2 separate regions of the Homo sapiens genome follow, and region 1 is linked to region 2. Evidence: chromatin loops called from intact Hi-C (ENCODE). Cell type or tissue: GM12878. All regions are shown on one strand. Region 1 overlaps LOC100506023 (a long non-coding RNA gene). Region 2 overlaps LOC100506023 (a long non-coding RNA gene).

Evidence for each region. Hi-C counts contacts between places; a loop is a spot of excess contacts. Peaks named below come from ENCODE experiments on the same cell type or tissue, not always from the same donor. Only the 100,000 strongest peaks of a DNase experiment are listed, where the experiment ranks them.
Region 1: a loop joins it to region 2, with 6 times the contacts of the local background. A loop is called at or near these places in 2 of 110 quality-filtered maps.

What each region holds. Positions count from the first base shown.
Region 1 is chr1:173,296,703-173,299,202 of GRCh38, forward strand. All of the region lies in intron 2 of LOC100506023 (a long non-coding RNA gene), which reads right to left. It also overlaps a transcript of TNFSF4 not described here. Among named protein-coding and RNA genes, the nearest start is that of TNFSF4, 91 kb to the left of the region's middle. RefSeq lists an enhancer at 1,459-1,508. In GM12878, no CTCF peak of the experiment used is centred here; a DNase peak (open chromatin) is centred at 1,399; H3K4me3 peaks cover 553 bases; H3K27ac peaks cover 1,187 bases.
Region 2 is chr1:173,414,323-173,416,822 of GRCh38, forward strand. All of the region lies in intron 2 of LOC100506023 (a long non-coding RNA gene), which reads right to left. It also overlaps a transcript of TNFSF4 not described here. Among named protein-coding and RNA genes, the nearest start is that of PRDX6-AS1, 46 kb to the right of the region's middle. RefSeq lists enhancers at 112-271, 332-381, 1,842-1,971, 2,002-2,051. In GM12878, no CTCF peak of the experiment used is centred here; a DNase peak (open chromatin) is centred at 1,389; H3K4me3 peaks cover 1,164 bases; H3K27ac peaks cover 2,404 bases.

The DNA of each region.
Region 1 (2,500 bases), 120 kb before region 2:
ATGGGTAGGCAGGAAAAATAGGGCATGCTTCTTCTGACTATTTTTCTTCTGATCACCTTTAGCCATCGCCAATCATGCTTCCCCTATAGCAGAAGATTGTGCCTGACATGTTCTGGCAAGGAAAATGGTATGGATGGACAGATGTAATGGAGAAGCAAAATCACATGTAAGAACCCAACATCCAGCTTACCCTCAGCACAGCCTCTCAATAGGCCTTGGAGTCCCAGGTAGACAGTGCCCAGAAAAGCAGATATTACTACTTCCCTTCCTTCTCAGGAAACTGGAAGAAAGCCCACACATTATAAAGTTTAGTTCATCAGTGAATAAACATACACTGACAGTTCTGGGTTCCAGACTGGAGACATAATGATGAGCAAGAGAGTTTTTGTCCTCATGATGTCTAGTGGGAGAGAAAGATACAGAAAATACAGGGAAGAGTATAAGGTGCCATTGGAGTACAGAGAAAGGTAGCCAGCCTATCCTTAGGGAGACAGGGCAGACTTCCATGAGAAAAATGTTTTCATTATATTCATACACCATCTAATGATATGTTAGACCTTGTTTCCTTTAAGAAATCTTGGGGGGCAAGAAGGGAGAAGTTATCTGGCAACACACGAAAAAAAAAGATCACTGGTATGGCAGACAGACTTGTCACAGTCCAAGTAAAGTCAAGTTTCACAGTCATTGCTGTTTGCTTTATGGATAAAACAAATGTACTGTTGGCAAAGCCAGGGTTGAGTGCCGGATTCAATAGCCCATAAATCCTGAAGTAACAGAAAGCACAAAACAGACCTGGCCCCAATCTGCACTGCTGCTTTGTTGAAATTATCCTGGCCACTCATCAGCTCCCAGAGATGGAGGCCAAACCAGAAAAAGTAGGTGCTAGGAGCAAGGAATTGAAGTTGAAGGAGGAGTTCATCCATATCTGGCCCATGAGAGGAGGCTGCAGGAGAGAATACGAAATATGCAAGGCAGCCCACACTGGTTTCTTGACCAAAAGAGAGGGAAATAGATAAATGAATGAATGAATGAGAGGATGTATAGATGGGTTGTTGGAAGGAAGAATACAGTGAGGGGAGCAGAATATGCTACAGCAAACCTCTGGGGTAGAAGGGAAAGCTGGTCTCAATGTGGCCAACCAACTGGGAAATGCCTCTGGTTAGAAATCATTCAACTATGCCTCCTTGGAGTTGACCACATGACATTTATCTCCAGTTTTTTAAACCAAAACCAAGGCTGTATCATCAATGTTGAAAAAGCTGAGAATTCAAAGGCAACGTTTCCGATGCTGTGGGTAGAGTCTGGGGAAGTCCAGGCTAACTCTACCCTGACCTGAAGGCTGATCACTTACTTTCAGGACAGGGGCTGAGAGAGGACTGTCACGGGGAAAGATTAAAAATGAGACCAAAGCAACCACGACCACAACAAAAAGAGAGAGCAATAAAGAGAGACTTAGAAATGAACACCCACTTGCTTTCAGATGAAAAGCTTGAGTCAAAGTGGTGTTAAGGAGGTGACAGATCCTATATTATAGCCAAGAACCCCCAAAACTAAACAAATACAGTGGTTTTTCTTTCCTCTCAGTAATATGATTGCTGTTTACCTGGTGCAGGAAACAGGGTAAGAATGGGAGGAAGAGACATGCTCTAAGATGCATAATGGTTTAGTTAACATGTAATTCAGTCAGCTGATTTGTCTGTCTATTTTGTGTTTTGTTCTGTTTTCAATTTGCTTTAGTAGAGCTGGCCTGAGTTAGAGTGGTGAAGTAGGAAATGGTAGTCTTTGGTACCCAAGGAAAATTCCACCTTTCTTCCTCACCCCTTCTTTTTTGGAATCTCCTGCCTCATTCCCTCTGTTTGTATCATCCACACTTCACTCTGCACTACTCTCAAATTTCAGGGGCTCCTCATGCTAACTGAGGCTGTTTAGCCAGAGCAGGACTCCCACAGCTACAGCTTCTCTGAGCTCTTCTTTAGCAGCAGTGTACAAAAGGCCTTTACAAGCATTTTGTTTGTTACTGTGCACAACAACCCTGTGGAAGAGTCAGCCAAAATATCATCATCACTAATTTACAGATGAGGAAGTAAAATGACTTGTTCTATGGTAAGTGGCAGATTTTGGTAAGGACCCAGGTCTTTTAACTCAGAGATAAAAGAGTTTCAGAGTTCTTTTAAGCAAATCACACTGGATAAATGAAAGAGGATATATAAAATATAATTCATACAGAAATTTAGTAGCTATATAACAATGAGTACTTAACATGACACCTCTAAACTAATAACTATGAGTGATATATCCAGTTTGTTAACATTTTCCAATTATACATTTGAAATTAAAAGTACCAGTCACTTGAGAAATTGTTGGGATATGATGTCCTTTACCTAACAATAATTTTTAAATATTGTAGTGGATGCTGTGGTATGCCACTCAGTGCCAGATTCAACAGCCAGATTCAACAGCCCATAAATCCTGATGTCTAATCTGCATCCAGAATTGAAGC
Region 2 (2,500 bases):
CTGGTATCTCTTCCTCTTCTTACAAGGACACCAGATTAGGGCCCCACCTTCTATGACCTCATTTAACCGTTACCTTCTTGGAGGCCCTGTTTCCAAATACAGTCATACTGCAGGTTAAGTCAATAAATGAATTATTGGGGGACGCAATTCAATCTGTAACAAGTATTGTCTCAATATTGCAAACAAGAAACATGAGGTTAAAGTTCTTGTCCAAGATCTAGATAAAGCCTTGGCACTTTTCAGTCTGCTTATGGTTTTCAGTCTTTCTTATCAAATCTTGGAAATTCAAGCTTCAAAGTATGAAGTAGAAGAAAAGTATGGTGTATCATAGAGCAGTGAGAAATGAATGAACCTGAGATGAAGCCAGTGTGACTGTCTGCCAGTCAGCCCTGGAGCGAGGGGATGGAATAACCCAGATATATCCACTGGCTCCTCTCCAAGCTTCAGCCATGCCATGGCTGGCACATCACTGCCTCGTAGCAGCTTGGGTCCTGTGTTTGGGTCCTGACTCTCATATGACTTTGTGAGTGCTGGCAAAGACTCCCTCCTTGACCAAACTTTAGTCGGGTTCCCTGAAGCCTTCTTCTCAACTAGGCCTTGCCCTTGACCTGATGAGCCAAGTTTTAGCAATGAATCTTGTTAAGTCCATTTACTGAGATTCTCTCACCCTCAACATCCAATCAAGCTCCTCTTCCTCCACCTAATCAAGTTCCTGTTAGTAATTTTCCATCCACTCCCCCAGCGTGCTGATTGGCTGTAAATCCCCCCTTATCCCTGATGTATTTGGGTTTCAATCCTCTCACCTATTGCAATAATCTTGACCCTTACTGCAATAGCCTTGAATAAAGTGTTCGTTGCTGTTTTTCACAGATATCAGGATAATTTTTCTTTAACAGTTTATTAGGGGCAAGACCACGTCTCACATTTCTCCTTACATATCTCCCCAACACATAGTTGTGCCTCAGCTGGTGCACTGTCAAGAGGCAAGTGAGTGGGTGGGAGGATGGGTGACACCTGAAAGTCCCATGGCCTAGCTACAGAGAAAAGTCAAAGAGCACCTTGAAGCCTATGAAGAATGGACAGTGGGATGAGCCTTAGGAAAAGGAAGATAGAAGAGAATAAAGGGAAGAAAACAGAGGGTTCCTAGCAGCATGTCAGACTCAATCGGAACCACCCTTACACTATCAATTTGGGACACTCCAGGAGCAAAGGGCCCCAGTCTTGATGGCCTGAGGGCCCCAAGTCCAAGGGGCAGCACTTGGCAGAGGGACAAACACTGGATAATTATCCTGGCCCTGACTTTGGTGTTCTCAGCTCTGCGACGTTAGGCAAATCAGCTAACCTCTGTGACCCTCAGCCTTTCCATGCATGAAATGACAGTAACAATGGCTCCCTCACAGGTGCAAGTAAGAATGTAAGTGAAACAATTTGTTTTCTTTTTTAGTATGCTTGATATTTACTGAGAAGAATGCAAATGCTCTTTCTAACTGGTATTCAGGAGCTGGGTTGAGGGCCTGTTTTTGTTTGTCTGTTTTGTTCATAGTATTTTTGCCTAAATGTGCGTATCTGTGGGACTGATGAAATTATGAAAGAAAAATGACAGCTGTGCAAAACTGGTGCATGGAAGAAAAGGAATGTCATGATGTGGGACTGCCAGGTCCACCGGGCCTCTGCAGCAAACCGATGGGGCAGGGAGTAGGTTGGGAGCCAACCAGGCCAGAAGATTGGCTCCTTTGGGAGTTGGTGAGCTGTCCAAATCAATGCCCAGGGAGGTAGAGCCAACCCAGGCTCTCCTAGGTTGGTCCTTGTCTCTAAAGGCAGGGTCTGTCGGTGAGATGTGGTGGGTGGTGATAGTGTAGCTCTCTGGGCACATGTAGGCTAAGCAGTGGCAGCAGCTGGGCTGTGGGTGGTCTGCCCAATATGTCACAGATCTCTGGCCTACAGCTGGGGCTCAGAACATGGTCCAAATTTGCAAAGGAGACATCCTGGGCTGGCCTGAGTAGGCAGCAGCGTGGCTTAAAGCAAGTCCCCTGCCCAGAGGCAGGCAAATGGAGCATCTTCCTGAACAAAGACAAGCACTACAGAGGGATGACGGAGAGAACCAGAGGGCAGAGGAGAGGGAAGGGGACCAAAGGGGCACCTGTGGAGGGTGGGCAGTGGCAGCTTACAGGGCCCTCCCCAACAGGGCCCAAGGGTCTCCCAGCCCAGTAACAATATCTTCATTATCATCCTGGCCAAAACATTGCTTCCTTTCACTGAGGACATTATAAATGTTATTTTTTTATTTTTATTTATTTATTTATTTATTTATTTTTTGAGAGAGAGAGAGAAGATCTCACTCTGTTGCCCAGGCTGGAGTGCAGTGATGTCATTTTGGCTCACTGCAACCTCAGCCTCCTGAATTGCTGGGACCACAGATGTGCGCCAGCATGCCCGGCTAATTTTTGTATTTTTAGTAGAGACAGGGTTTCGCCATGTTGCCTAGGCTGATCTCAAACTC